4 separate regions of the Mus musculus genome follow, and regions 1, 2 and 4 are each linked to region 3. The links are chromatin loops, found by intact Hi-C in ENCODE. Cell type or tissue: left cerebral cortex. All regions are shown on one strand. Region 1 holds the start of Fkbp1b (FK506 binding protein 1b). Region 2 overlaps Atad2b (ATPase family, AAA domain containing 2B). Region 3 holds the start of Atad2b (ATPase family, AAA domain containing 2B). Region 4 holds the start of Itsn2 (intersectin 2).

Region 1 (8,000 bases), 77 kb before region 3:
GCTGTGATTTCAGACAAAGCTACATAATCCAGAAACAGGCCTACATAAATATGTTGACTTCTTTTGCAAAGATGTTTCTTTAATACAACAAGTAAAGGATGGCTTTTTGGATTAACATTGCTGGATTGAACCTATATCCACATTGGGGAAAAACTGAACTTAAACCTCTAGCACCTCTAAACATAAGAATCAATTCTAGATGAATCCTAGACCTAAATATGAATAATAAAATAAAAATAATAAGGGAGTAGTAGGCATCCTACCATTCAGAATTTCTACAAAGTAGCTAGGCATGATGGTATGCACTGTAATCCCAAGATTCAGCTGGACGCAGGAGGACCAGGAGTTCAAGGCTAGCCTTGACTATAGGACAAATTCAAAGCCAACCTCAGTCACCTGGGACCGTGTCTCAAATAACAAAACAATAAAAAAAAGAAAAGAAAACGAAACACCACCACCACCATTTCTACTATGTGATAAATAAACATGAATACACGAGTATCTTCACAATAGAGTGAAAGACTCCTTTAAGTGAACACAGAAAAGTATGTAAGCGTGAAGACTGACTAGTATGACATCACTACGAAAAATGAAGAACTTCTGCTCAAAGGATACTATTAAAAGACTAATGGCAAGGCCAGAGGACCTTGCCAAGGTCCTGCAGAGGACCTCAGTTCAATTCCTGCCACCACACGGCAGTTCTCAACTGTTTGTAATTCCAGTTTCAGAGGATCTAATGTCCTCTTCCAGCCTAAGCAGGACTAGACACACAAACTCACTATGCAGCCAAGGTTGGCCTTGAACTTTGGATCCTCTTCTTCCCACTCCCAAGTGACGGGATTATAGGCGTGGGCCAGCAGCCCAGCTTATATTTACTTCTTTAAAAGGTTACTAGAAGCTTCCTAAACACAGTCTCCTGCTGTATTTGACAAGACAAGGTCTCCAAAAGCAGAGCCACTTGTAAGCTGATTCCTTTAACACACCCTGCCTGCTCAGTGCATACAGTGTCGGGAAACTCTGCAGAAGGATCTTTGGTTTCATTAACTGGATAAACAATGGTCTGCCCACAACACGTAGAACAGATAAATCAATTACCCTGGTCGGAGGCTCCAGAGGCCCCAGGGCAATTAGGCCACATCACTAGGAGGTAAAACAGCCCTCCTGTGCTGACATCAGCGGCTGGAGATACAACTGTTAAAAAAACCAGCCATGTCATCTGCTAGAACCAATCTGGTGCTTCACACTGGCCTAGAGAACTGCTAAAAATGGCCCCATCTGAATATGTCCCAGGAATTAAGCTGGCCTTGCTGTATGCTAAATGGCTGTCACCCATAGAGTTTGCCACATTAGGAAGCGAGTCACAAGGCAGAGAACTCACACCTCTTAGAGCAAACACCTGCCAGTAATCTTCCTGCCAGCAGTCCTAAAGAACTCATCTAGAATGTTCCTGGGGGCCGGGAGGAGGGAGATGGCTCAGCATTTAAGAGCACTTGTTGCTTTCCCCAAAGCACCCCACTTCAGTTCCCAGCACCCACATGGTGGATCATAAACATCCAGAACTCCAGTACCAGGGGATCCGACATCTCTCACCTCCACCAGGCACACATGCGGCACACATGCAGCCAAAGCATCCATACACATAAGATAAACTAAATAAGTATAGACTGTCCCTTGGTCCCTGGGTCTTCAAACACATCATTCAAGAAGGGACAGTAGACTTGGAGCAACTACCTCTGGATTCTCCCAGCACCTGGAGACAATGCAGCCACTAACCCCATCCCTCTCACTGCAGTGGAGGTGGGAAGGCACAAAAGAGGAAAAATAGGATAAAAGGGGATTTTGAGGGTGCTCAGACCTTCCAGAATAAGTCTGAAACATCAGACAGGAAAAGAAAGTTCAGAGTAACAGGTAGTAAAACTGGAGGTGTTTGACTTTCTCGGAGGCTGGTACCATAGGTGGTCTTTGTGGGTAAGGAAAAAGTAAAAGTGGTCATGGGCAACTTTGGGCTTTGAGGGCAATCCATGGACAAGATCCTCTTGAGGAAGCTTATAGGACAGCCCTGCCTTGGGAGGGGCAGGCCTGGGCCAGTGCTGAGAGAATGAAACCTACCTGTGTAGTGCACCACACATATCTGACCCTTCTTAGGGAATGTCCTTCCTGTTAGGAGAGATTAAAGCAGATGAAACGTTAGGTATTAGAAAAGCTCACCAAGATGGGCGGCGGTGGTGGCCTTTAATCCCAGCACTGAGGAGGCAGAGGCAGGCGGATCTCTGTGTATTTGAGGCCAGCCTGGTCTACATAGTGAGTTCCAGGACAACCAAGGCTATAGAGAGACCTTGTCAAAACAAAACTAACAAAACAAAACAAAACCAAAAAGCCAACCAACCAACAAACCCAAACTAATAATGTCTCCTTTCTGGTTTGTATTTGAACTTGATGCTACTGGTCTCAATTTCCTAGTCTAAAATTACTCCCTTACTTTCATCTATTTTACAAGTGTTCAGGAATAGCCTACTACGTGCTAGACCAGAATCATGAATAGCCTACTGTGTGTCAGATGACCAGAGACAGAGAGTAATATATGAACCCGTGAAGAAGAGAAGCACAAACCTAAATCTCAGATTGCTATAGAGTCATGATTACATCAAAGATGAATATCATTAACAAGAAATCAATAATGACCAGGCCTGTGCCCTCATATCAGAGATACATCGGAGAACAATAAAGACAGGAGCCCTGCTCTTCTAGGGTCTACCTTCTTTCTTTTGTGTACATGGGATGGTCATGTGGGGTGCAATGGAGTGGGGTGTGTGTGTGTGTATGTCACACCTAGCTTTTTTGGATGAGTGAGGAGATTCAGGCTCAAGTCTTCATGCATAGCTAGAGCTCTTAGCCACTGAGCCATTTCTCTGGTTTACATTCTAATGGAAGGAGACAATGCTCACATAAATATGATCATTACAGATGGTGATAAATCCTTTAAAGAAAATGAACACTGATGAATTTCAGAGAGACACAGAGAGCTGGCAATTTCAGAAAGGGTGAGCCAGGAAGGCATTTTGAAGAAGATGAGGTTTGAGCTGCTGCTTAAGAAGGAACCAACTCAAAAGACCATGAAGCAGGAAAAGATTGGTGCACTTTCAGAATAGGAAGGAAGAGGGTGAGATGGAGGAGAGGAACATGACAGTGATGCACCACGCAGCGTGCAGAGATGGGTCCCATACTAAATGCAATTGGAAACCACTGATGGGTTTAAAAGCATGGAAATGACCTAATCTGAATTAAGATTTTATAAGATCACTCTAGCTCCCGAGTGTGGGATGGATGGTTAGACATCTGTTGCTATAGTCTAGACAAGAAATCAATGGTTGCATGAATTAGCAGAGAAGAGAGTGAAATAGATTAGAGATACGTTTTGGAAGCAGGGCTGACAAGGGCATGCAAGTGGATGAGAGGAAGGAGCCCACTCCCCATCTCACCATTGAATGGTGGGAAAGGATTAGGGTTTGGGTAACCGGAAGGTGGTAGAGCTGTTCTGAGAGATGAGAAAACTGGAAAGGAACAGATTTGTGAGGGTGGCAATCTTGAGCTGCCCATTAGACATGCAAGTTTTTACTGCACAGAGGCAGATGCAGAGCCAACCCTGGATAAACAAACTGGGTGGAATAGAAAGCTATGAGACTGGATTAGGAGCTTGGGAACATAACAACACAGTCAGCGGTTAGTGGACTGTAGGAGCCTACCAAAGGAAGCCAGAGAAAGCCCCACAGAAAACAGTTAAATTGGCTGTTAAAAGATGGGTGGGCGTCTGTCTGGAGAAGTAAAGGGACCTGGGAAATAGAATTAGTTGTAAGACATGCTCGAAACCTGGAATCCAGAGTTGGGATGTAGCTCATGTACAGCAGGTGCCTAGCAAGCACAAGGGTTCCACCAGGAAACACACAAATCCTTAGGGTCCTAGAGTCCAGTCACAGTGAGAGCCCATTGGTTCCATCCTGTAACCCTAGGTCCAGCACACAGTGTACACGTTCCATAAATATCTGCTAAATGAGTGGTTTGTTTAACAACTCACAAGTGGCTTGGTGAAGTTGGTTGTGGATGCATGGATAGTAAGTATCGAAAGAGGAAGTGCCAGTGTGGATCCCTCCCGCCCTAGCAATCACCAAGAGGGCAGCTGCTTGCAGAAGTAGGGGGAAGAGTCTTTTAATGATTTTCTTCCTGAGGGAGGGGCCCTTAAAGCTCTGCATTTTAGGGGACCTGTGAGAAAAATGAGGGGACTGAGAACGGAAGTCAAATGGAAGGCGGGGAGAACGAAGATGGGGAGACAGCTCAGAGGCTGTGTGGGTGACAAGGCCTGGGAAGAAACGTGTATCTGCAAGGAGTGATCTGGGCAGTATCGGGTACTTCCAGGAAGCCCTCGGTTTGTAACCAAGAAGCCCTTTAACTCCCTGCGAAGGAGCATGCCAATAATATCCAACAGCAAGTTTGCTTGTTAAACACTCTGGACCTTGGGGGTGGCTTTTGGTCTGGATTAAATTTTGCTTAAGAAATAGCTACTCCTTGAATATGTTGAATACACCCAGTTTTCTAAATAGTTGAGGAAACTTGGTGAGACAGGGAACCCAGAGATAGATAGACTGGGAGGAGGGGGTGGGGTGGGGCGATGAACCAAATTATGGAACGCGAGTTGTTTTGACCTGGCTGACCCGGCACCATGGACCCCCCAGGAGGATCAAGCAGCAGGTCCGAAGGCTGGGTTTTGACTGAGGAGGGCATGGTAGAGGGCAGATGACCAGGAAGGGTGAGTAGGACCGGGAGGGTGAAATAGGAAGCAGAAGCAGCCAAAGGAGTGGCAGGCTCCCAAATTGGCTCTCTCCACAACTAACCACTGCCCAGCCCTGGGGGCCTCCAGACAAGAGGGGCGGGGAGGTGTGGTGCAATAGGAGGGGTTTCTCTGTACAGCAGGAACCCCCAAAGCGAGATCATCCCTGGAACCGAACAGGAAAAACGGAACAGAAATTCAAACCTGGGAAGTCAGTAGCAGCGGTTAATCGAGAGGTTGCAGCTCAGGAGATAGCAGCCGCAGCCTAGGACAGTGGCTGGACATAACCCCCTTGCCCTAAGGTGGCCGCCTTCACTCCCCAAGGTGAGCGGGCGCAGAATGGGATGGTGCGTTGTCCTCTGAAACCCACAAGAATCGGGGAAGGAGGTCTCCTCCTGTCGCCCGCATCTTTGACCCTCTCCCCGCTTCAGGTCCCCGGAGCCACCTCGGAATCAGATCCCAGCCCGCGGACTCCGCCCCGGGACCCCTCCTCCTCCCGGGCCCAGCCGCCCGGTACCGTCTCCTGGGGAGATGGTCTCGATCTCCACGCCCATCACGGTCCCACAGGCCCCGCCTCCAAGGGGGTCCTCGCGGCTGCCCCGACCCCGGCTCCGCTCTGGCGCGGACCCCGCAGGCACTCCCGCTCGCCTTCTTGCCGCCACTGCAGAGCCGGAGGAGGTGCGGCTGGAGTCAGGACCTGCGCGGGGAGGGGCCGCCGGGAAGGGGGCGGCGGGGTGGAGCTGTGCGACAAGGTGGGGTCGGCCGGGGCGGAGCCCGAGGGAAGCGACCCTGACGTGGCTGCTCCGGATCCTGGCCAGACTAACCACCATTAACCCACTGGCTGAAAGGGGAGGCAGGGTGAGCGAGGCGTGCCGGCACTAGCACATCCACACATCTATCCACTCAGTGTATATTTATTTAGCACCTACAGGGTGCAAAGCCCCAGGGAGTCCACTCAATCCTACAGACTAGGAGAAAGTCGGTAATTAAACTAACTCTTTAAATACGTGTGCTCAGTGCCGTGGGGTTCAGAGTAAAACGGAAGCACCCGAGACTGATACCTACCCGGGTTAGGCTTCCCGAATCTATTGGAGCAGAGCCGGCGAAGGGAAGAAACCAATTATTGACGAATTTTCCTCAACCACCTTAAGACCACATTCATCATTCCTCAAAGTTTTACAGCAGGTATATGTATTGGAGGTCTCACCTTTCAAGGTAAAGGACTGCTCCCTGGGGATTCCAACTGAATTAAAGGAGGATCAGCTCTGTGCTGAAGATACAGCGACAGCCTGAATGGTGAATGCTATAGAAGGAATGAATGAATTCTTTTACCTCTACCCAAACCAAACCAGGATCTAAAAAGATACTTTTGTCCTTCCCCAATCCGAATTCCGCTTCCTTGGTCCTGGGACTTGAATCCAGGGAAGCCAGGGCCTGTTCACTCACGCTAAGCTAACAGAGGTTACGTCCATGGCCCCTAGGAAGATACATTGGGAGGAGAAAACATTTGCTTGAAGGCTGAAGGAGACTTTAAGAAATGCCCCCCACCCCCATCTTTTCTACACCCGTTGCACAGATCTGAATTTGTTTCTGACAAGAGCCAATGGGAGGTGAGTATGGGAGAAGGACCTATTTATTCAAAGGCCCAGAACTGGAACTTGACGCATTTTCCTCAGTTTCTCCATCTCCACTCTTCCAAGTGGCTAGCTCGCAGATACTAGCTTGCCAGGATACAAGGACTAAAGTTGGTGCTCAGAAAAGCTGGTTTACGGTACTGTGCACGTTAGGATCAGAAAAAAACCCGTGTGTGTGCCCTAGAGTCGTCAGGGCTTAAGGCAAACAAACAAACAAAAAAGCTTAAGACACCCCACCCTCCAACCCTGACCCTCACCCCCCTACTGGTTATGGCCTTGGGCAGGTACTTTGAGATCGGGGTAGAACAGATCTGCTACTTGGGCAGGCCTACGAGGCTGGCTTCAGGTAAACGGATGTATTTACATTTTGGGAGTGATATTTTATGGGATTTTTAAATGTGGAGTTCTTGACTCCCCTCTAAACTAAACACTAACTTTTTACACATGTTGACTGTAGAATTCCGATTCCCTCTTGCCAACCAATTTTTTTTTTCTCTGTATAGCCCTGGCTGTCCTGGAACTCACTCTGTAGACCAGGCTGGCCTAGAACTCAGAAATCTGCCTGCCTCTGCCTCCCAAGTGCTGGGATTAAAGGCGTGTGCCACCACGCCCGGCTCTTGCCAACCACTTCTAAGAGAACAGTTGAGACCTGCGTGGGAAAAGAGGTTGAAGCACTTGAGGTGTATTGTGAAGATTTTCGGGCGGTGATTTCGCGGGAACTACAACTCCCAGAAACACTTGCGGCAAAGCCCGCGCTTAATGGCCATCGGAAGGACCCGCCGCTAACGTGACGCACTCAATAGCCAATAGTCTAGAGGCATCTCCGAGGTCCAAAGGCCGAGGCTTCCGTTAGGTGCCCGGGACTTCTGATTCCCGGTCCTGTGACGTGAGCGGCCCCGGGATTTTACGTGTGGGACGGGGAGGCAGAAGACTAAGGTATTTCGTTGTGTGTGTGTGTGTGAAGTGGGTGGCACTTCAGGCCCAGGGATGTAGGCGTGGGGAGAAGTTGAGGGAGAGTTGGAAGAGGACCAGGCTGCAGTAGAAGCAAGCTCACGGTGTGGGTTTTAACAAGTGCCCTTGGGATACACGAGTGATACTTCTGGTAATAGAGCTTAAGGAATATAGCCTTGTTTGTAGTAAGTTAAAGTCGCCTACGAACTTTGAGATGTTTGAACAAACCGAACTAAGAACTTGGTTTAAATTACAAATGATAATAGCCGAGCTTTTGGTTAATTCCAGGAGGCTCTAACGGGATGATCAGTTAAGCTGTTGCCAGTATCTCTGTCTCACGTCTCTCATCCTTCTGGGAAGCTAGATGGGGAGTTTTGGTTTTGGTTTGGTTTTTATCTGGTTTGGTCTTTTTGAGACTGGGTGTCATTTTGCAATCAGTGCTAGCCTAGACCTAGCTGGACTCGAGGCAGTGTGTGTGTGTGTGTGTGTGTGTGTGTGCCTGCGCCCGCGCGCCCGCCTCAGCGTTTGCGCACGCACGTGCACTTGCTTTGGTGCATAGCTGGAAGTCATAGGACAACTTTTGTGAGTTGGTT
Region 2 (8,000 bases), 56 kb after region 3:
TAGGGTTTTTGTTTCTGTTTTTAAGTTTTCTTTTTATGTATATATGTGAGCACACTGTCACTGTCTTCAGACACACCTGAAGAGGGCATCAGATTCCATTACATGGTTGTGAGCCACCGTGTGGTTGCTGGGAATTGAACTCAGGACCTCTGGAAGAGCAGCCAGTGCTCTTGACTGCTGAACCATCTCTCCAGCCCCCAAAATCTTAGGTTTTATAACAAACAGGTTGATGTGAATGCCAAGGTGTTTAAAATTCTTTTAAAACAGAGAACAGCTTAGTGTGGGGTTACAGTCAGAATTTGTTACAGCAAACCCATGAGAAGTTGGTGCTGTCTTACGCCGCTGTACTCTTCTTCTTAGGCCAGAAAGCACATCTTGCAGATCCACACCAGGGACTGGAACCCAAAACTGTCTGATGCATTTTTAGGAGAATTGGCAGAAAAATGTGTTGGTGAGTGCTCCTATTTGAACTCTTCGCCTGTCTCTGCTTGTCCTACTCCGTGTGCCTTTCCCTTTATGTTGAAATGTGAATGAGTACAGTTGTATGTCTTTAACTGTGTGATAGACGGCTCTGAATTCATATTTAAAAGTTATACAATCGTTTCACTTAAAGTTTCATGGATTGAATTCTCATCATGTGAGGTGTTTGGTGAACAAAGCTTAGAAGTCACATGGGTTTCATTGAATGCTGAACATCCTTCATATTACTACAGTCTCCTCTTAGGAATTATCCCTTCTCAGAAATGTTACTAAGAAAGACAAGCATAAGAGAAAAGGCCCATGTGGATGAGCACTGTGGCCTCCCATGCGTCCTGGATAGAGCTGTCGGGCTCAGCTCTGTTCCTGCAGTCTAGAGAGAGCTGGGTGGGAGGGGCCAGCAAAGAAAATCCTTACTGCTATTTGCCTCAAATATAAAACTTTTCAACTTAATTTAAATACATCACAGTAGAAAAATGTCACCCACAGAATAAATAACCATTGATGTTCTAAGAGGATGAGAGCACTGATAACCACAGGAGATGGAATTCGAGGCTTTCTCTCTTCTAATTAGGTCTGAAATAGGAGGTTAGTAGTAACTGAATGTACACAAAGGAAAGTTCCCTCATTCTTCCTTCTTCCTGGCAAGAGAGCATGCACTAAACCCATTTCATGGTTTTTTTTCCCCATACTCTGCAAAATATAAAAAACAAATAAAAAACTACCTATCTCCATGAATATTTTAAGCATTATGAAGAAATCCCTCAAATAAATCCATTAATGATATCTACTTGGGAAAACTTCAAAGTTACCAAAACCAAAAACATCAACTTAGTTAAAAAAAATTTCATTGTGATCCACTATCAAATAATTAAAACTTAAATAGAACATTAGTCCATTCAGTTAGCTACATCCGAATTATCCTCTTCATCCACAGGGACTTCCATCTCCGAAGCAGCATCCCTCAGCTTTTGAACCACAAAGACCTCGACATCTTCTGGTGAGGAGAAAACGTAAATCTCTCCAGCACTACCCCAATTTAAGCTTTGCCTGGTATAAGAGAGCATGCGCCAGACCCATTTCATGTACATTGGCTTGATCTTTGCAAAGCCTTGTGCTGCTTTATGGGAGAGGGTGGTACTTGGTTAAAACGAAACAAAACAAAACAGAACCCAGTCTTTCCTTTTTGATCCCTCTCCCCTTTATTTATCATATTATGGTATTAGAGTTCAGATCAGACTGGGAGCTTTTGTAGATTTTTCTGTGAATCTGTCACAGGATGAGCCTTAGTTGAAGTTCATAGTTGTCTTCAAGAAGTGAGAAATCCCTAGCTATTCTAAAATAACTTTCTATTACCCTGCCTTTCATCTGAAATGTTACACACTGAAGTTTAATTCTTTATCTTAATATTTGAGTTTCAGTTTTCATATGTGTTTCAAAAGGTCAGTCAGTATTCTGCACTTTTCCAAGTGACTTACTTTAGCATGCAGTTGGTCTTTAAAAGACATTTACAATGTAATTTCTTACTGGACTGAAACTTCTCTTGCTTTTCCTCTTTTTGTGGGGTGGCAGTATGTATGAGATATGTTTATATACCATTGGCTTTTTGGAGAGTTAAATAAAATTCCAGTGAAATTAAATGGTTGTGTGTTCAGTTATGGCATTGATTTCATTTAAGAAACCAGTTCATGTTAAGAATGGTCAAATGCAGATCTTCAAGTAGGAATAGAACTACTGTCCTATTAGAACTACTATTTTAAATTTATTTTGAATATTACTATATACCTCAAATATGTTTTAACATGTATGGTTTCAGTTCAGTGGGATTTATGCCTAACAAAGATTATGCAGTCTTGGTGAATATCTGCAAGGATAGTTGGCCTTTTATAGGCTATGGACTTTGACTTGAGATACCTTGGAGGCTTTTGCATGCATATCAGGTATTCTTTTTAAGTAATAAAGAAATTTCATAAAAAGCTGGTGTCAACATTTATACAAAAAATAGCTTACAATTAATAAAACGGATTATCTAATGTTTTCTGTTTATTTTCAGTGAGAGGCTTAAAACAACGAAAACATGTCTATGAAATATCTGTATTTGGGGCTTTCATTTTGTTTGTAATTTTTCTAAAGAAATCCTCATAAAAATATTGATCCTTTTTTCTAACCTAACCCTTTATAGTTATATTTTCAATCTTTACAAAAATTATAACCTAGCCGGGCGGGGGTGGTGCATGCCTTTAATCCCAGCACTCGGGAGGCAGAGGCAGGCGGATTTCTGAGTTCGAGGCCAGCCTGGTCTACAGAGTGAGTTCCAGGACAGCCAGGGCTACACAGAGAAACCCTGTCTGGAAAAACCAACCAACCAACCAACCAACCAACCAACCAACAAACAAACAAACAAAATTATAACCTAATAGTAACATGAAAGAACCATGTTTCTTCAGTCTGTTGGTGTCCAGTAGAGCATTGTTTAGGAATGGTGAATGTGGGTTTTGAAAAAGGATGCTTTAAAAACAAGAACGTAAACGTTTAACTTTTAAGGTTGTTTCTTCTGTCAGCATCCTCTGTTTCCTAAACTAGAACACTGTGAGAGTACAAGGTGTGCTATCACTTAGAGCAGGACAAGAGCCCCTGAGGGAGGGCCAGTGTTCACCCAGAGCATTGCCGTTCTGGTGTACTGTGTTCAGTGTTTGAATCCAGTGAAGCATATAGAAGCAAGTGAATGGTTCTCAACTTTTTTGTGCATCAGAGGAATTTCTAAATTTTTCTCAAAATACATACTTAAAATTTTAAACTCTCAGAGAGTGACTCACTGTTGTGGAGCCTGGGAGTTTGCATTCATTCTGATGAGTTTTTAAAATTGAGAACCATAGATACAGGCCAGTTAATTTCGCACAAGCAGATAAAGACAATATTGTCTGCTTTTTTTTTTTTGTCTAGTAATTGTGATTACCCACTGAAAATTTTCTTTAGAAAATGGATTCTGATATTGTTAATAAAGTCAATCTTGTGGACTCAATTAGGAAAGAATGAATAGCGTATTGCCATTGTATATAATTAACATGTTACTATGGCAAATATACTGCCTTATGTTCCTGGAGGATTTATGAGTACTTCTATAGTTGCTGTTGTATCTCACCAGCCTCTGAGCTTTTCTTGTTAACTTGAGCAGCTGTTGTAAAGAGGACCACTGCGTGTCCATTCACTGTGCAGATATTTACCGGGAATATAAGTATGGTTCTTATTTGATGATGGTAGTTTATTTTTATCTTACAAAATTCATGTTCTTGTGATTATTTTCTACTTTATAATGTTATACAAGTGTTCTGTACTCATTTTGTTGAAGTAATATAAAAACTGTATGTCAAAGAAAAATGTACTTAAAAATTTATTAATGGAGAAGTATAAAATAGAAGACTAATGATAAACATAGTTATTCTGAAGAATTATTTGGGAGTTAGATTGTTATAATATTTCTTTAATCTGTTTATAGTTTTTAAGGCAAATTCTCAGATTATAAACTCACGAGTCATTTTTTCCTTTTGTAATCATTTTTATTTTGGTATTTATAAGTATCATAAAGTCAACATGAAGTATAAAGAGGAAGACAACTCAATAGTGATCCCTAAGTTTAGGGCATAATGTTCTATAACTTGTTCAAGTGGCTCCCCCTGCTGGTGCAACTGATAAGGGTGCCCAAGTGAAGTTTAATTTAGTTGCTGATAGTAAAAGACAGTCTTTGGCTAATCTGAAGGTTTTGGTTTGTTTTTCCCTTTTGTGACATGAGTTTCTAGTAGATCATTTTTGTAAATGTATGTTTTGCAGAAGTAAGTAGGTAAGTAATGAGAGTCAGTGTGGGAAACAATAGTCTAATTACAACATTAAGTTACAGTGCTTTTCAACTTGTTAATGACTATTGTGCTATGCTCAGGTCTGATGGTAAATTATAAGTTTTTGAAGATTCTCCTTATATATAATACCTTTGTATCACTTTTTCATATGTATTTAGGAAGTTAGTAATATTAGAAAAAATAAGCCAGGAGAGGTGACACACACCTGTAGTCATAGGTACTCAGCACGCCAGGGCAGGAGGCCTGGGCAATTTAGTGAGATTTGGTCTCAAAATAAAATCAAAGAAAGATGAAGAATGTTGCATAGTGGTATAGTGTGAGGATAAAGTCTAGATTAAGATTAGTTATGAAAGATTGAAATGTAGCAGTAATTCTTTGAAAACTTGCCCTGAAGAAAGCTGTGCATCGCAGTCAGTGGTTTTTGACACACAATACAGGACTTTTTGTGTTAATGTTATTAGCTTATGTTTTTGATAATTTAAAATACTTAGAACATTTTTAGTCAGTTTTGTTAGGTGATTTTAAAGGATTCATTTCAATTTTGCCAATGATTACTGATTATTTTAGATAGAAATGTATGTATTATGAAACCAGAGTGATCTTCGGAAGAATTAATTTTGTTCCTTTTCTCGTTTTGTGCATTAGGCTACTGTGGAGCTGACATCAAGGCCCTGTGTACAGAAGCCGCCCTGACTGCCCTGCGGAGGCGCTACCCTCAGATCTATGCCAGCAGCCACAAGCTGCAGCTGGATGTCACCTCAATAGTGCTCAGCGCCCACGACTTCTACCATGCCATGCAGAACATCGTGCCTGCTTCCCAACGTGCTGTGATGTCTTCAGGACAGGCGCTGTCCCCCATTATAAGGCCATTGCTAGAAAGAAGTTTCAACAACATCTTAGCAGTCCTGCAAAAAATATTTCCTCATGCAGAAACTAGCCAGAGTGACAAGAAAGAAGGTACTGTAAACTACTTTTTTGTATTGTGAAAATAAGAAAAACATTTCTTCATAAGATTAATTAGAACTTTATTTCACTCATCACTGAATATTTCAGAACTCACATGTTGTCTGTAAATGGTGTTGCCTGGTGAATGTTTATTCACTCTTAATATGGAGGATGTTAGAAAGTAGACTATAGTAATAATTGCTTATTTATTATAAAGTGCCTAATTTATCATTCATGAATCCATATCAAAGTTCTATGAGTTTTGAGGAGATTGAGCACTTTGGTTATGCGAGGTCACTCAGTAAGATTGGAGGCCGACTCAAGCCCAGGGAGCTTGCCTGCCCCGGCCGTGCTTTGTTCGGACGCTTCTGTACAGTCAGCTCATTTTGATGATGTTGACAGAGCACTCTTCATTTGTGCCGATGAAAATGAAAATGAGCTGTAGGTAAGGGAGTAACGTCCAGCCTAATTGTCCATAGTTATAGATTTCATTAAGCCCGGGCCTGTAATTTGGACCTGAGATGAAATCAGAACATTATCCTAAAAATCACATTTTCATGAGGAAAAAAAAATTCTGCTGGAGATATAAGTTAGTGAGAGGCATGCTTGTCTACCTTGCCTGAGGTCCTGATTCAGCTCTCAGTTCTGTGTCAGCTGGACATGATGGTGCACGCCTGTACCACTGGAGAGGCGGAAGATGCAAGATCAGAAGTTTCACGTCATCTTTTGAGGGCTAGGTCAGCAGGACAACAGGAAACCTTGTTTCATCTCCCCCAACCCCCCCAAAAAGTTTAGGTTTATGTTGAAATCAAGTAAGACCCATGAAATTTGAAGGTGAAGTAGTGAGGGTTTTATTTTTTTGTTGGTTTAACACAGGGTTTCACTGTGTATTCCTAGCTGGCCTGGGCATTTTGCCTGCTTCTCTCTCTACCTGGGATTAAAGCCACGTGCCTGGCATGAGATAGTGTGTTTTGATTATTTTAAATTTATCTTAATACTCTCTTTACTTAGTGTGTAGCTTATAACAAATAGAAAATTGTTCAGAGAATTATAGCAACATTAAAATTCATTGATGTTGTCTAATGAATATCAAATGAGTATATTCAGTGAATCATGAATATTATTCAATTTGACTGTCATTATAAATATATTTTTTCAAAGACTAATTTTCTTTAAAGGAAAACTTTACATAGAACTCTTTGTTCCTTAAGGTTTTTTTGACAGGTAGGGTGTGGACAACTATTCCTGAGCATATCTATGAATCAGGCTCTGTGCTGTGATTTGTGTGTGTTTTTATCTGTGATAGGTACGTTCTTTGTCTTTCTTTTCTGAGACAGTTTCACTCTGGAAATCATTATATAGCACTGGTTGATAGTTAAACTTATAACAATCCTCCTGTCTTACTCTCCTGAGTACACTATTACAGATAGGAGTCATCACCCTAGCTTATCTATGATTTTTATAACTGGGAACACACATATAAATATCTTTATCTAAAACTTTCAATAAAAAACAAAAAACAAAATGATTTGCTTCTTTAGACAATGCAGGGACTCCCCAGGCAGACCAACGGAGTCAACTGCTGGACCCTCGGGGTCCAGAGACTGAACCACCAACCAAAGAACATACAAGGGCTGGACCTAGGCCCTCCATCCATGTGATGCAGACACTCAGCTTACTTTTTGTGTGGGTCCCCCAGCAACTGGAGCAGGGGCTGTCCCTGACTGCTGCCTGCCTGTGGATCCTGCTCCTCTAACTGGGCTGTCTTGGCTGGCCTCAGTGGGAGAGGATGGGCTTAGTTCTGCAGTGACTTGATGTGCTAGGGTGGTTGGTATCCAGGGGGGACCTCCCTCTTTTCAGATATGAAGAAGATGGCACAGTGGGGAGGGCCCATGGAAGGGGTACTGTGATCAGAATGTAAAATGAAGAATTACCTATTGTGAGAGATTTTTGATATTCTTTTTCTTCATTTGAGAGTTTCCATTTTATGGCATTGTTCTCTTCATATACTTTTATTTTTGTAATTGCAAAGTATACTTTACTTCAGGCAACAAAACTAAGTTGCATGTATTAGTGGGATAACAACTACATTTTATTCAAGTTGTAAATTCTTGTCTTTCATTACTTTATATGTATTTTCCAGTTTGTTTTATTCGTTAATATTTTTTCCATAGACCTGTATTCTTTCCTTGTTTGTGACATTATCACCTAAGAGATTTTCTGTTATTTCTCAAATAAATATTTACTAAGTATTTAGCTTTTAAAGGCCACTGTAACTCTTCTTACTTGTATCATTCTGTGCCTCCTCATTTTCTTCTGTTTGATTTTTGTGTGTTTGTTGGCCATGTGTATGTCCTGTGTGTGGGTGCACATGCGTCTAGGTGAGTGTACTTTGTGAACATGGAGCTGATGTCAGCAACTATCCTTCCTTGTATGTCGCCTGTTTCCCTGACTGAGTAGCCAGCTTGCTCTGTGAGTTTTGTTTCTGCTTTTCAAGACTGAGATTGTAGGAGGGCTGCCATGCTTACATGGTGTCTCTGTGGGTTCTGGAGATCTGCACTCATGGTAAGCACTTTAACCACGGAGCCATCCCCCTAGCCCTGTGCCTTATCTTTATACAGCATCCTATTCTTCTGTTTTAGAAATATATGATATAGTTCTTCCCTTTCTCCCTCCTTCCCTCCTTCCCTCCTTCTCTCTTTTCTTCTTCTTTTCCCTCACCTT
Region 3 (8,000 bases):
GTCCACCCCATCCAGAATTTTTAATTTTGCAAATTTAAGTTATGCATGGCTAGGAAACATACCGGACAACACACAAATCTCGTGTTTCACGTCATAAATTTTGCCTTGTAATTTAGTGTTTCTTCACATGCATCAAGCTTAGAAATAGTCTGTTGGATGGCATCTCATACTTACTAACTCAGGGTCAGATCTTCCCCGAGGAATGCCTTACAGCCTTGGAGTATGCTTCTCCTCCACTGGAAATACTCTTTTGAAGACATTGCCATTGCTAATTTGTGTTGATTCATCAGATGACAAACACCTAGGAAAATCAACTTAGGAGAGCAATGATTCATTTTGGCTCATGATCTCAAAGGTTCATGGTCGCCTTAGCTGGTTGCTGTGGGTCTGGGTGAGGCAGAACATCAGGGCAGCAAGACTGTGTGGCAGACTGAAGCTGCTCATGTCTTGGGGGAAGCACAGAGAGTAACAAGAAGGAGCCAAGATGGCATGACCCCCAGCAACTTAAAGCCAGCCCTTACATTCTAGAGCTCTGCCACTTCACAAAAGTCCATTCAAATTGTAGTCTATTAGTAGATTAAACCCTTGATTAGATCAGAACCATCAGGATCCAAGTGCAATCAAATAGACAATGATTAACCATACCTGAGCACAGTGCCACACACTGTAGTCCTAGTACTTGAGAATCTAAGGCCTAAAGATTAGGAGTTTAAGGACAGCATTGGCTACACAGTGAAACCCCATCTCTAAAAACATCAACTATTACATTTTTCTTTCTTCTCTTCTCCTCTCTTCTCTCTTTTCTTCTCTCCTCTCCTCTCCTCCCTCCCTCTCTCTCTTTTGTTCAAGATAGAGTTTCTCTGTGTAGCCTTGGCTGTCCTGGAACTTAATCTGTAGACCAGGCTAAACTCATACTAAAAGATCCACCTGCCTCTGCCTCCTGAGAGCTGGTATTAAAAGGGTATGCCACCACTGCCCACTTTACATTTATATATATATATATATATATCTCCCAAGTGTTGGGATTACAGGCATGCGCCACCACTGCTTGGTTCCTTTTTAAAAGGGGGGAAAAAAGGATGCCTGACACCTTTAATCCCAGCACCTGGGAGGCAGAAACAGGCAGATTTCTGAGTTCAAGGCTAGCCTGGTCTACAGAGTGAGTTCCAGGACAGCCAGGGAGGGCTACACAGAGAAACCTGTGTCAACAAACAAAAAATAATTTTTTATTTACATAAAAAAATCATCTTTTTAATTTAAATAAAAGATGATTTTAAATATTTTTTTATTTACATAAAAAATCATAAAAATCATCATCTTTTCTTTTATAGAATATTTTATGTCTTTTTTGAGAAATGTCTCTCTCCCCTCCCCCCCTCCTCCCCCGGAGTCTTCTTACCCTATGATTATAAAATTTTTGAGTTAAAAAATTAACAGCTTTGTTAACAGGAATAAAACATTCTAGCGAGCCTGTATAAAAGACACACAATGCAGGTATTTTATTTATAACCCATAAGCCTAGGTTGGGCTGGTTTGGAGCTATTCTGACTTATTTCCTAGCCATGTGTCCCTTGCTACTTGCTGTTTTTCCTGGCCAAGTGCTCATGGCCCATCTCCTCTCATGTTAGACTTTTCCACCTCCGTGCCCTTTCTTCTCCCTTCGGTCTCTCCTGAGAACTCTCACTTAATCCTCAAGTCCCATCTTTCTCCCTTTACCCAATCACAGGCTGTAGTCTTTTGTTGACCAGTTAAATCCGGGAGCAAGGTTTACATAACATCTGCTCCTGCTCATCAGAGGCAACCAGATCTTGGGAGCAAGTATTTAGCATTAAAATACACAGTAGCATCAGACCAATCCACTACACAGCTTTATGTATGCCTCTAATCAATTTAAAGTTAATCTTTATACATGAGATAGTAATAAAGAGATTTTATGCATAACATATATCCAATTGTCCTAACATTATTTGTTAAAATTTTTTTTTTATAGTCATCAGGGTGGTACATGTTTATAAGTAACCTCAGTTGCCAAGGAGACCAAAATACTAAGGTTACAAGTTTGTGCAGAGCTAGCCTGGGCAACTTAGTAAGATCTTGTCAGGACAATAAAACAAATTGCAAGAGTGAAGGTCAGTGTAAGAGCACTTGCCCAGATACACTTTTCTCTCTGTCTCTCTCTCAGACAGGATCTTGCAGTGTAGCCCAGGATGACCTTCAACTTGCTGCGCTAGTCTAGGCTGGCTTTAAAACAGAAGCTGTAAGGCTGGAGAGATGATTGCTCAGCGGTTAAGAGCACTGACTGCTCTTCCAGAGGTCCTGAATTCAATTCCCAGCAACCACTTGGTGGCTCATGACCACCTGTAATGGGATCCGATGCCTTCTTCTGGTGTGTCTGAAGACAAGGATGATGTGCTCATATACATAAAAGCTGTCTTGGCTCAGGGATTTTTCTTTAAATTTTTTTTTTTTTTCGAGACAGGGTTTCTCTGTGTAGCCCTGGCTGTCCTGGAGCTCACTTTGTAGACCAGGCTGGCCTCGAACTCAGAAATCCGCCTGCCTCTGCCTCCCGAGTGCTGGGATCAAAGGCGTGCGCCACCACGCCCGGCTTCTTTAAATTTTTTAAATAATTTTTTTTAAAATCTCTCAAAATAGAGGTTCTGATTTCCCTTGGATAGGACAAATATGCTGAAAACAGAAGTGAAGTTTAAAACTCTGCCTAAGTTCCCTCTAGGGTTTAGCTTTTGGTAGTTCCTAAAAGGAAGCAAACTTAGTATCTTTTGAACGGGTGTAATTTTTTTCTTTTTATTGTGCTACTTTGACAGGCGTGGGAGAGGGTTATACGGTATAGTCATGTGTTTTGCCATTACACTATATCCCCAAGTCTTATTTGTATATAGTTTTAAATAAAGTTTAAAAAGTATTTTATTGACTTATTTTTTTTCTCTAGTACAGACAGCTGTGCCCTATGCTCTCCATGCCTGCTTCCTCTTTCTTTCTTTCTTTCTTTCTTCCTTCTTTCTTTCTTTCTTCCTTCCTTCTTTCTTCCTTCTTTTCTTTCTTTCTTTCTTTCTTTCTTTCTTTCTTCCCTCCTTCCTTCTTTCTTTCTTTCTTTCTTTCTTTCTTCCTTCTTTTCTTTTCTTTCTTTCTTCCTTCCTTTCTTCCTTCCTTTCTTTCTTTCTTTCTTTCTTTCTTTCTTTCTTTCTTTCTTTCTTTCTTTCTTTGATGTATTTCCCCTCATTTTGTAGTTCAGAATGTATCTCTAAAGGAGTTCCTTAGGTCCTTGCTTGAAGTAGGGGCTCGTGCTTCTTACCACCAGTTGTACTTTACTGATCTCTTGTCCATTTGTTGGTGAGCTTTCTTGAGAATCAGAGGGTCTCATTATGTAGCTCTGCCTGTCCTGAAACTCACTATGTAGACCAAGTTGGCTTTGAACTTATTTACTTATTTATATATATATATATATAAATACACACAACTACTCTGTACATTCTATATAGTGAGGACTGAACAAAGCTTATTAATTTTTTGTTTGGGGTCTTACATGGCTAAATGTTATAACTATGAAGCTATTTAGTCTTTATTCACTCTTCACTTTTTTAGTGTAATAATCAGGGGAATTTCTGCCCAAATAAAGACTAGGCTCTCTATCTTAGATAAACTGTGATGCTTTGAAATGAACATTTATTCTTCCCTCTATAATTCCAGACCTTTCCATATTACATTAATTTAATAATTACATAGTACTTTGACTTTTTTTCCTTTGGAAGTGTTTTGTCTTAATTCTGCACACCGGTAGGATGGAGATAAAAGATGCTGCAAAATCCCTCCGGTAGACTTGGCTAAAGTCAAAGGGAACAACACTTGAGTTCAGTGGTTCAAATCTTTAATCCTGGCGCTTGGGATGAATGCAGAGTTCAAGGCTAGCCTGGTCTCCATAGTGAGTTTAAAAAAGGATGCAGAGTTCCTAGAGTTGTTTTTTCTTAGTTTAACTTGCGTGGATTACCGCAGGGACTTCTTTCATTCATTGCCATTATCATTTGGACAGTCATGCAATGTGCAGCCCAAGTTCATTAGGGGTCTTGCCCAAAGTACCTAGGCAACTGGAACCCCTCCGCACCGCACCGTCCTCTCCATTCCTTCTACTCCGCGCTTGGTCGGCCGTTCCTGGCGTCCTCCAGGCCACCGCAGGGGTCTGGAATCTGGGGTCCTCGGTCTTGGCCAGGCGTTGAAGGGTCCGGACTACGTTCCACGCGGAAACCCATCCTGCGCCCTGGCCGGCTCTGCCCATCCCCCAGTCTAGACAGGGCAGCAAAAGCTGGCCACTGTGGGGTTCACAGCCCAGAGCGCCTCCCCGCAGGCCTCCCGCCGATGCTGACGTCACGTCGAGGCGGGGCCTGTGCAGAAGGAAGGGCTGCGCGTCCTTGCAGCGCCCCGCAGCGGCCGCGTCCAGAAGCGGCCTTGTCGGCCCTGCGGCGCCAGAGACCTGACGCACGGAGCTCGATAGAGAGAGAACGAGAGAGAAAGGGGCAGACATGGCGGCTCCGCTCGGCTCCCGCTGAGGACCGCTGAGCGGGCGCAGGGTCTGCGCGGCCGGCCTGCAGCCTCGCTTCCGCCTCCCGCTCCCTGCCTCCTCGCGCCGCCGCCGGCTTCTGCTCCGCTCTAGCCTGTCGGGCCTGCGTCCCGGAGAGGCAACGCGAGCCGGCCCGGCGAGGCTCCGCTGGCCCCTGCCCGCCGGCGGGCCGGCCTTCCTCGCCTCTCCCGGGAGCGGCGGGCGCGGCGTGGACCCGGTCCCCCTGGCTGGACCATGGTGAACACCCGGAAGAGCTCTCTGCGCCTTCTCGGGTCCAAGTCTCCTGGGCCCGGGCCTGGGCCCGGGGCCGGAGCCGGAGCGGAGCCGGGGGCGACCGGCGGCAGCAGCCATTTCATCTCCTCTCGGACCCGCTCCTCTAAGACGCGCGCGGCCAGCTGCCCGGCGGCCAAGGCCGGGGGAAGCGGCGGCGCCCTGGACGAGGCCCGGGTAAGAGCGGCGGCCCACGGCCGAGGCTTGAAAGTGCTGGCCCGGCCGCCCGGGCTTTGTCTGGCCGGAGACCGTCTTGCGGGTGCGGTGGAGGGTGGCAGCCGCCGAAGGGCCGCGACTCCAGCACCTTAGCTGAGCCGGCCCGGTTCTTTTGTGTAAAGAACAGCACTCGAGTCCACGGGAGATGGCTCTTGGGGTTCCTTTCGGGGACATTAGAATGCTCTGCCATCCGTGTCCTTGCCCGGCTTTAGAAGGGAATTCTAGAGGAAGCAAGAATTTAAGGCTGCAGTGCCTGGCTTGGAAGGGGAGAAGAGAGAAGTGAAAGTTTTCTGCGGTGTCAAACCCCTCTTGAAAGTGTGTCAGCTCTTGCCGCTGTCTGAGTTTACTTAGTTTGGGGGTGGTTCAAGTTGGTAAGGAAGTGAACAGAGCTCCAGTTGGCAGGCAGGCAGGCAGGGATGCTGAAAAAAGTTTGTAGCTGCACTGACACCAACTTTAAAAACAAAACCAACGCTTAACGCCTCTGTAGGCAAGGCAGATCAGACACGGTGCTGTAAGCTGTAGGGCGAGCCAGCCAGCTAACCAAGGTTCTTGTAGAGAGCAGAGGACTTTCAAGTTACAAAGGGAGTATGTAGAAAGAAACGTGTCGAATGGCCATCGTGACATGGTTTCTACATTTCTGTTAAGGAAATGTTTTTCAAAAGTCAAACTAGCGTTGTTGTGGTCCGTACAATTGCAGAAGCAAGAGTTGCTTTAGTTCTTTAGAGATGAGATCTGAGATCCTGAACTTTTATCACCTGTAGTGTAAAACATGAAGCTAGCACATCGAGAAGTTTGTGTTACTATGAAATTGGTTCTGAATTCAAGGAGTGGGTTAATTCTGCCTAGAAAGAGGCTAACTTTCTAAGAGTAATTTGACTGAACAGTGTTCTTTATTTAAAATATTCCTTTAAATTCACACAATTTTTGTAACTTAACACAAGGTTTTGTAGGGATTTACAAAGTTGTGGTTTGTTTATACGTTTTCTCTGTGTTGACACTAATCAGAATGAATCTTAGTATACACAACAGAAATGCTATGTATACGCTTAGTATATACAGCAACCATGCCATGAAATATATTTATTGTATCTTTTTTTGTGAGAAATCCGGAAAGTATTTTTGAGCTGTTTTAATTTAGTAGACTTTTAGGAGTGTATAGAGTTCTTTGGTTGAGCTAAGTGTTCTGGAGGTTTTTTTTTTTCCTCCAGAAACCATCCTAAGGTACAAATTTCTGATGCTATCACATTCTTAAATAATTTTAAGGAACAGTGTGTCCTCTACACTTAAAGCGCAAATTAAATATTTAGCGTCTAAGTATGTAATTGTATCATGCTATGAGTGCCTAGTCTTTAGAGCCTTGTCAAACTCATCTGAGGCAATTAGCTCATCTCTCACTGATCAGTTTGTGGTCCCATTTTTGAATTCAGGGATCTCATGCTGTCCTCACCCCCTGAGGAATAAGGTGAGGTAATTTGTCAGGCAGCTGTTATGGAGATGTTAAAAGGCAAAGAATCAATAGTCTAATGTAGAAGTGAACACTTGGTAGCTTTTAAATGGCCAGAAGAATGAAAGATACTGTTTTTCTAGAAGGATATAATGAAACATTATCTTGAGAACTCTCTTAAAGTGTTTTAAGAGATCATAAACAGTTGGCTTGGCTCTTTTTTTTTTTGGGGGGGGGGGGTTTCGAGACAGGGTTTCTCTGTGTAGCCCTGGCTGTCCTGGAACTCACTTTGTAGCCCAGGCTGGCCTCTAACTCAGAAATCCGCCTGCCTCTGCATTAAAGGCGTGCGCCAGCCGCCAGGCAACAGTTGGCTCTTAAGATTTACTTTGAAATATTTCCCTTTCGTTCTTAAAGGGATTTACATTATAGCTATAGCAGATGATGAATCTAAGTTGCTCTCTGAGAAGTTTTTGAGATACTTTCATGCTATGAGCTATTGGACCTGTAGAAGAGGAAAAGTTACAGGTCTGAATTTATTGTTTATGTTATGCATTTCTTGTGTATTTCTGAAGTGAATTGATTTGAATGTGGCTGGCCCTTTAATTTGTCTTTATGTTATTGGAATTTAGCTCCTCTAGTCCACCCTTTCTGGAGCTTAAATGTACACTCTGTGTCTGTGGGGGTCTTTCATGGACAGTTTTTCCTGTCTGGAAAGCCTGATTCAATGGAGTTGGATTGCTACTTTGTGGCTTTAGAAGATGCTCAGTTATATATGTAGTGAGACTTGTGCTCTTTCCTCTTTGTAGTATTTAAGGAGTTCCTTTTTTCCTACTTATGTGCTGTTTTCTATATTTTATGTTGATTTTTTCCTCCCCTTCTCATGATTTTTTTTTTTTTTTTTGGATATAAATAAGTAACCTAATTTAAAACAAAAAGGATAAACCTGTAAAACTCCCGAGTGTTGGGATTAAAGGCATGCGCCACCGCGCCCGGCCCGTCTCGTGATTTTTAAATTATTTCATTCATTTTACTTATTTCTTCATTTCTCTCAGAAAATCATAGCACCAAAAGTTATTCCTAGAGTTTTGACTTTTTCTTAAGTGTTGTCTATGTAGGGAAGTAGATGCATTCTGTGTGTATTGAAATGATTTTTTTAAGTATCTTTTATTTTTAGTTTTTTTTAATTTTTTAATTTTTTTAGAGACAGGGTTTCTCTGTATAGCTGGTAAAAACGGTCTCAAAAAACAACCAATCGAGCTGGGCGTGGTGGCGCATGCCTTTAATCCCGGCACTTGGGAGGCACTTGGGAGGCAGAGGCCGGTGAATTTCTGAGTTCGAGGCTAGCCCTGGTCTACAAAGTGAGTTCCAGGACAGCCAGGGCTACACAGAGAAACCCTGTCTCTGAAAAACCAATCAACTCTGTCTAGGGGAAGCTGTGATTTGGATGTAAATAAGTAACGTAATTTAAAACAAAAAGGATAAACCTGTAAAACTGCCACC
Region 4 (8,000 bases), 320 kb before region 3:
ACATTGCTGCTATCTGAATGCAGAACAGCAAGGCTTATGGTTTTTGTTGTTGTTGTTGTTTTTTGTTGTTTTTGTTTTTTAGGTAAAGGGGCAAAAGAAAATCTAAACTAGGCATGAGAAAATTCTCAAATATAAGGTGAAGCCTGGTTTTGACCTCTCCTTTTTACAAGGCCATCCAGGTTAGATGATCACAAACAGAAACTCAGGAGTGGGAAATACAGTTCCGTGATGGAACACAGTTAGTATAAGATCCCGGGTTCCATTTGCAGCACCACAAAAAAGAAAAACTAAAATGGTAAAAAAAAAAAAAAAAAAAAAAGTCCTACCTAGTGCAAAGGGCTATATTATTAGTTAGGTTATTATAAGAAGTCATCTGGTATCTAGTCTATCTGTAGACAGAAACAGTGACATAAGCAGACAGCTGGGGATACATGCCAGACTGGAACCATGTCTGACTCTTGAATACACACTGGATTCCCATTCTCTGAGCTACACCTGCCAGACTGGAAGGCCCTGGTGCGTCAGTCATGAATGAGCACACCCTGGTCAGAGCTTTCCGGCCTTTGGTTCCACCCTACAGTGCTGGCACAGAACCAAGTCTGGGCTGACTTCCCTCCCCAGCTTGCCTGGCACTGCCTTTCCAGTACCATCCGGATTTAAGCCAGCATCTCAAGTTATATATATACAACACCAGCAGCCACAACACCAGCAGCCTGAAAGTGGTAATACTCTGCCAATGCTACAGTTGGAGATTCCCCCTCCCACCCCCTCCTCTAAGCCATTCCTGTTTTCACTTGTTTCTACTCTACTCTATACTCTAAAAAGGGTCTGTAGGTCGAGTGGAGAAGCTAACCTAAAGATCAGTTTGTCCTGTTGACTATGGTTAGGAACTAGGAACATGTGAGGTTCTTAGTAACTTTTAATTTTGTAAAAACAAACAATCCAATTAGTGACATGACAAAGACATCTCATGGAAGGCCTAGACCTCTTCGTGGGCCTTGAACTCACTACCCTGACCTACGTTTCATCATGTGTATCACCCTGTTATAATAGGTCAACCTCAACCTGGTTTCCTAGATTGATTTGACTTTAAATCTTCAAGCCTTAATCACTATTGTCAGTAGTTCATTCTAAGTTTTGAAAGGAAAAAGGAACTGAGAAAGGGAAAACTTCACCTTTTATCCATTTCTCGGAAGAGAGAGAATATAGGAGAAATGCCTAGGTTCCATTTTTTTCTTATAAGCCACTAAAATAGATGCCTTAGCTAACAGGGGACATGAGCAAGCTCCTACCAAAGAAAGACAAAAAAACAAACAAGCAAACAAAAACCCCAAAAATGACTTTAAACAGGTCCATTTTCCCAGTACTCATGTCCTCAGATGTCCTGGGCATGGGGGGGTGGGGGTGGCAGAGCAGGGCTTTGGTGCTCTGCAGTGGAGCACAGTTACACTGTTGGCACATATTTAATGAGGATACCAAACAGTTAAATATTCAGTGAGAAGGAGGGGAGTGGCAGCTTAGAGTTTTACATTTTATTTAGCATGTACTTGTTATTATACAGGGCACAGGGCTGTAGAGGTGGGAGTTACAGGAGAACTTGCAGGTTGATTTTCTCCTTCCATCCTCGAGACCCAGAGAGCAAACTCAAGTCATCAGGAGTGGCAGTGGGTGCTTTTATTCACTGAGCCACCTCATTTATTTCAACCCATTCTTTTACATCCATGGATGTAAATCTACATGCAAATATGAAAGCAAGTAACATCTACGTTTTCATATAAAATATAAAAATTTGTAGCAAATAGACCTGCACTATAGCTTTAAACACTAAAGAAAGTTACTTAAAGGGAATTATAAATGGAAACTCTGGTCCTTAGGAAAGAATGAAGAATACCAGAAGTAACAAATATCTGGACAAATCAGTATGGTTTCTGTTGGCCATAGCCTCTTAATTTCCTTATAAATTATTTATTTAAAACTAAGGTTATACATAGCATTGCCATAGGCAGTCTATTAGTGGTAAAGGTCTTATGTAAAAGACAAGCCCCTGGTTCACACAGTTTCCTATATAATATTTACCTTACACTATGGTTGAAATCTGCATATTTTCCTTCTGTCTATTCTAGCCTGTCCTTACCATCATAGTCTTCTTTTGAAGACAGGCTGGGAGGTTTTTGGATGAAGAATGGGGTCTTTAAAAACAGGATCTATAAGGCTGGAAGGAGCATGAAAGGAAAAGAGCTTGTGGTTAGGGGTCCCCATGGTAAAACCTTGGTTTATAGTAATGGCCTAAGAGCCTATCCTAGATTTGGCAGAAAGGGAGAAATATGATATGCATAGTTTACTTCCCTGCTCCCTAAGCTTTTCACGCTACACCAACTACTAATCTTTTAGGGAATTGACAGAACGTCTCTGAATTAGGTAGGGCTTGTTATTCATCTACAGTCCATGCTAGAGGTAAACAAATGACAGTCAGATCTGGGAAATTCTGAGGGAATTCACAGGTAGAGTTTCAAGACCAGCCCATGAATGGAGGAATGAACTGGGAGGGTTGCTACATCACCTACCTGAATCATAAATTCCTAAAGACTGAGGATGACGAGAATTCTGGGTGGAGAGAAATGACTGACTATTTCAGGTGCTGAAGTTTTTGCTGGACACTGAGTGCTCTGGTATTTGGCTAAAGAAGACACAAGGAGAGAAGAAGGGTTTTGCAAGCCTAAAAACAAAAATCAAAAACGACAAAAAGGACTGTTTTTGCATAAGTAGGGAAAGAAAGATCTAAAGGCAGCAAGAACATTTCTTGGGTTGCTTCTGTGTTTGCCAGCCTCCAAAATTCCATTTAGCTTGCTGAACAGAAAGAACTACTGTTAGCAAGGCCTGCCCAGCAATCTGAGAATCCTTCATTTCTTTTCTTCCCTCATTACTTATATCCACTAAGTAAGTCCAGATTTATTCCAGAATCGCATATGTATGTATAAGAGAAGCTAGGCTAGAGGAGGCCCTCATACTCTACATTGTGACAGGATAGATTGATCTCAAGTTCTGAATAGAAACTGGAATTATCAGCACTTGGGAGACAAAGGCAGGCAGATCACTGTGACTCTGAGGCCAGCCTGGTCTACAAAGAGAGTTCTAAGACAGCCAAGGCTATACAGAGAGACCATCCCCCCCCCCCAAAAAAAAACCCTAAAACCAAACAAAAAAAATCCCAAGTTGTTGACTTAGTGTTTGGGATACTGCAGGCAGACATACAGAACTCCAATTTCTGATAGCTCTGCAGTTTCTTCAAGGGAGGCCTTTAAATGCACCTGCGTCCCACCGCCCTCCTCTCAAGGATCCAGCAACCTCAACAGAAAGAAGGCAAGGTGAATGTTACCAAGTCCCGAACACCAAAATGCAAGCCAAGGGCTAATTGAAGAGTTAAGAAAACACCGTGAGAGCAAGAAAACCCTGTTTATCACCATCAATGTTTGCTAAATTCCTCCTAAGAGTTGGTTGTCCAGTTCAGTTGGCCCTGAGCATCTCCGCAATCTCTTTCAAGTCAGACTTTCTATCTGCATCAGCCCCAACAGGGGTCAGTGAAGCCTGGGGTCATCTGATCTACACATATCTCTCACATTTCAATTGAAATCATAGGGATACTAATGTTTGAAAACATCCATTTATTTATGGGATTTTTAAAAAACAATTTTTATATAGCCTAGACTGACCTCAAATTCACAATCCTTCTCAGCAGTCAGACTGATGCGACTCGTTCTCTGTGTGCAGGGGTTACAGGCACGCACCAGTTTACGTTATGAGTTTTGCATCTCAGTACACTTCCTTCCATGGAAACCTTACACTCCCATTTTGCCCATTAGGGACCATCATTTCCTCATCCTCAACCTTAAGAAAGCTTTTTTTTTGTCCAGGGGGTGCTGTTGCCTCTGTCAAACAGCAGATAAAGAATGGTGATTTGAGTGAGGAAACCACAGAATAGAAATAAGTTCTAAGTATGAGTTTCTCCTATTAGATGGGTAAGGATGTTTAGCTTCTGCAAGCAGAAAAGTCCGGGACGGTCTTCCTGTCTGTCATGAGCTTGCTCTTGTGTGTGAACAGAGGGATGCTTTTTCTCAGTCTCTGTCTCTGTCTCTGTCTCTGTGTCTCTGTCTCTCTCTCTTTCTCTCTCTCTCTCTCTCTCTCTGTGTGTGTGTGTGTGTGTGTGATGGTGAATGGACAGCTAACTCTTGGGTGTGGTAAAATCCTTTAAGGAGAGTCCTTGAGAAGGATCTGCAGCAAAGGTGGAGGCAACTCCTTTGCACCTCTAACTTCCCCATTCTCAGGAAAGGCTTGCTCACATGTTAACGAAGAGACCTTCAGTGAATAAGAAGGTTCCAGCTTGAGAGACAGCAAGCTCCATGTGTGGTCCAACGGGGATGTCCTGGACATCTCTTGGCCCTTTCCAAAACCTTAGGGTCCTGTGGCAGGAAATGTCCCACCCAGTCCCCGGCAAGTCACCTCGAAGAGGAGGAGCCAGGTGGGGGGTCTTGGCAGCTCCTGGAAGGGCTGTCAGCCGCGGAGCTTCGGGACCTGGCGGGAGGAGAAGCATTTCGGCCCACGCCTTCCACGGTTCCGGGGGCGAGGAGGAGCGCCACGCAGTGTCACGCTCCCCACGGTGAGGAGTAGGTGTCCCGCGGCTAGGCGGGCGGGCCGTCACTGCCCGCCCGTCGCTCGCCTCCCCGCCCCCCGGCTTCCTGCGGAGGCCGCGGCCGCCATGTTGTTGTGGGGCTGAGGCGGCGCCGGCTGAGAGCCCAGCAGCCGTGACAGGCTGCGCAACAGGTTCGCTGCGGCCGGCCTGACGACTGACCCGGCGGCGGCGGCCGCGGCACGGCAGGGTCTTCCCGGAGCTTGGCCGCGCCCACGCGCCGGTGTCGAGGAGCGCGCGGGGTCGCGCCGGGACGTGCGCGAGGCGCCAGGTGGGTGAAGCCGCCCGTCGGCGCGGCCGAGGGGCGCGGGGCAGGTGCGGCCGCCGCCGCCCCCGGGGTTCCACGGGCCGGGCAGAGGGGGCTGCGCGCCGCGCACCGCCGGGTTCAGTCCTCGGAAGCGCGTGCGGCCCCCGCCCTAGGCCCCGGCCGAGGACGGCCGTGCCGGGCGGAAACCTCCGGCCCCGGGGTTCCTGCCTCCGCCGCGGGGCGGGCGGGCCGCTCCTCTCAGAGGCCGGGAAGCCCGGGCCCCTTGCCGCGGCCTCGCTTGGCAGGTGACGGCCTCCGCCTATCGCTGGTGGCGACCGGGTTCCGGGCTTTCCTTAGGGGCATCTGGGCTGGGTGCGCGTTGCCTTGGGGACCTATTTTATTTTGGCTTAGTTGACTTTTCTTTTCTTTCTTTCTTCCTTTCTTTTCTTTTTCCTCCTTGGTCAGGGTTGCTGCAGAGTGTCAGGTGAGCCGCATCCCGGTGCGTCAAAGTAGCCGGAGTCACGAGAGGACAGTGGGCGGATGCTTGGCGTCCACTGCTCGCGTTATAACAGCTAAAGTTGAGAACTGTTAAGCGCTGACTTCTGCATTATGCATTTCTAGGGTATATATAGGAAGCACAGCGAGGAGTCTCTGTAGCCAAAGTTCACTGCTTATTTAAGGGAGAAGAGGCACCTACAAGTGCATAGTGAGTAGGTAAACCGAGGCTGCAAGTTTCATTCTGCTGAAAGACACTGTTTGCAGGTATTGGTCATGCTCTGTGTTATTCAGTGATTGTCCGTGGCAAATACACTCATTTGAAACTTGCATTCATAACGAACAGGAACATTTTGGATAGACCCAGCTACTTTACAATAGGAATTCAAGTTGACACAGAAATTACTGCCGTACTCCGTGCTTCTTGTCTGTTTCACGGCGTTTCCTACTTCCTCAGGGGACGCAAGGTGTCACTTGGAATTTTGTGTTGTTAGCTTAGTTTAGGTAGTACAGACTGGAGGCCAAACTAGGTGCTTAAGCCTTTGAGAAATTGCTAACTTCCCTTTCACGGTTTGCTGTATTGTCATCCAGTGCTAAAACCTAAAAGCAATCTAGAAACATGGCCTACAACATTTATACAAGTTGATGGGAGGCCTGCAAAATTCAGTTATGTGCTTGCCATTACGTTGGCGGTTATTCTTATGACTGGTGTGCTGCTGCTGTTCCAAGTAATGCTGGTAACCATTTAACGAAGTTAAAAAAATGTTCAACATATCCAAAGGCTCAAATCCCGATATTTCCTGAGTGTGAGGAGATATGTACATTCAGGGGATTGGATTTGTACTTTAAAAATGCATTTTTACAAAAACAGAGTAACACACACCTTTTGCCCAAACTTAGAGAATTTTTCAAGAATTTATTTTGGTCATTTTATCCTATACAAAGTGGACATTTTTTTATATAATCTTAGAAATTTTAGAGGTGTGTGTGTGTGTGTGTGTGTGTGTGTATTAAGGAGTAAAACGACCATTTTACATATTCTCAGCATGCTGTCTGCTACCAGGGGCATGAAATCTCAAGATATTTAGTTTTGATTCATCTTCAATCTAGAGTTTCACAGAGTTCCATCCTTCTGATAAAAAAATATGTATTGTGCATCACCCACTAAACTTCCTTTAGTATCACAGTGTATCTCCCATGGTGGTCATTTATAGAGCACTTACTAATATTATATTTAAATAAGTATATAAAACACTATGCTCAGTGTTTTATATACTTATTTAAAGCACATGAAGGCCTTGTAAGTAATGTCCTCCCATCAGATAGATAAGTAAAATGTTAACTTTTAACTGACTGCTCTAGGTCTCGGAGCTAGTAAGAACAAGTGTCTTGTTTCAGTTTAGAATTCTTTTAACTTCAGCACCTAAGCTCTTTCTGCAATTGCATAGATCTAAAGCTGAACATACATCTAAAATGTATTTATACTTGGCTCTTTTACAGTGGTTGCACATTGACACACCCTCCGGGGTAGAACGTGCATGTAGGTATTCTTGAGAAAGAGGAACTGAATGGGGCTTAAAGGATATGAGGCACAGAGGAAATGGGGGAGGAAACTGAACAGAAATAACAGTGAATAGACCGAGAAATAATGTATTTTCATAACTCTAAGAGTGCAACGTATTTCATTTGCAGTGTTTTGAGAGGTTCAATTAAAGGGCAGTTTCACAGCCATATGAAGACACTAAATAACGTTGTTATATACTGTCAGCCATATCAAGACACTGAATAAAACTCTGTTATTTACTGTACAGCTATTCAACTGTGATTATGGCGGACAATCAGGGAGTTACTACCAGATGGGAGACACTTAATTTGTTGTATTTAACCACCTGGCTTATGTTTTCTGAATCCTTTTCATGGTCAATGCATATTCATTTGAGGAAAGGTCTGGTTTAATAAAAATTGAGTACATGTTTACAACTCTGTTGGATAAAAGTATAGGCTCTCTAGTTAGACCTCCTACCTCAGCTCTAGTTCCAAATAGTTGTATGACCTTAAGCAAGTTTCTTTAATTCTCCAATTTCTGTTTCTTCTTCATCTTTAAAACAGGGATAATGATAGTCCCCATTTCATAGTGTTGTATGTAATATAAAGTGCTTAGTTGCTGTGCCTAGCATAAGTGCCCAGTAAGTGTTACCTGCTATCATCCCAGCCTGCTTCCTTCAGTGAGAAATCTCAAGCTAATTAGTCTGTCGTCCTCTCTGTGGTGCTGTCTCTCTTAGGTTTGTGATTTATTCTAATTACTGTAGAAAATAGCCTTTTCTTTTGGTGTTCAGTTTTTAATCAACATCAAAATGAGCCATATGAGAAGGCTAAAAAATGCATTACAAGAGTCTTCCTCTGTAGTTCCCTTCATTTCTACTACTTTGGATCATCACTTCAGTGCCTTTGGACTCAGATAGTTAAATTCTTTGCAGCTCGAAGTGGACTTAACTTGGAAGAGGCTAGTGTTGAGAGAGAACAAACGTGAGAGATCTAAATAGGCAAGGCTTTGTACTTGTCATTAGGACGGGA

What was found. Peaks named below come from ENCODE experiments on the same cell type or tissue, not always from the same donor. Only the 100,000 strongest peaks of a DNase experiment are listed, where the experiment ranks them.
Region 1: a loop joins it to region 3, with 3 times the contacts of the local background. A loop is called at or near these places in 15 of 42 quality-filtered maps.
Region 2: a loop joins it to region 3, with 2.9 times the contacts of the local background. A loop is called at or near these places in 4 of 42 quality-filtered maps.
Region 4: it touches region 3 in a loop (4-fold over the local background); 3 of 42 quality-filtered maps call a loop at or near these places.

Annotation. Positions count from the first base shown.
Region 1 is chr12:4,836,060-4,844,059 of GRCm38, forward strand. Fkbp1b (FK506 binding protein 1b) reads right to left here and starts at 5,514. Exons shown (of 4, transcript NM_016863.4): 1 at 5,340-5,514; 2 at 2,110-2,157. The coding sequence starts at 5,376. It overlaps Wdcp (WD repeat and coiled coil containing), which reads left to right and starts at 7,244. Exons shown (of 4, transcript NM_001170858.1): 1 at 7,244-7,392. In left cerebral cortex, no CTCF peak of the experiment used is centred here; DNase peaks (open chromatin) are centred at 1,296, 3,688, 4,096, 5,563 and 2 more places; H3K4me3 peaks cover 2,596 bases; H3K27ac peaks cover 1,491 bases.
Region 2 is chr12:4,968,992-4,976,991 of GRCm38, forward strand. It overlaps Atad2b (ATPase family, AAA domain containing 2B), which reads left to right. Exons shown (of 28, transcript NM_001362349.1): 15 at 361-451; 16 at 4,977-5,288. Among named protein-coding and RNA genes, the nearest start is that of Atad2b, 56 kb to the left of the region's middle. In left cerebral cortex, a CTCF peak has its summit at 4,158 (motif pointing left); DNase peaks (open chromatin) are centred at 3,225 and 4,159.
Region 3 is chr12:4,912,905-4,920,904 of GRCm38, forward strand. It overlaps Atad2b (ATPase family, AAA domain containing 2B), which reads left to right and starts at 4,449. Exons shown (of 28, transcript NM_001362349.1): 1 at 4,449-5,017. The coding sequence starts at 4,805. In left cerebral cortex, a CTCF peak has its summit at 4,437; DNase peaks (open chromatin) are centred at 4,418, 5,154 and 5,454; H3K4me3 peaks cover 2,605 bases; H3K27ac peaks cover 2,079 bases.
Region 4 is chr12:4,588,278-4,596,277 of GRCm38, forward strand. Itsn2 (intersectin 2) reads left to right here and starts at 4,731. Exons shown (of 40, transcript NM_001198968.2): 1 at 4,731-4,955. Gm3625 (predicted gene 3625) reads right to left here and starts at 5,454. Exons shown (of 1, transcript NR_169069.1): 1 at 1,518-5,454. In left cerebral cortex, no CTCF peak of the experiment used is centred here; DNase peaks (open chromatin) are centred at 601, 4,010, 4,661, 5,466 and 1 more place; H3K4me3 peaks cover 2,731 bases; H3K27ac peaks cover 1,662 bases.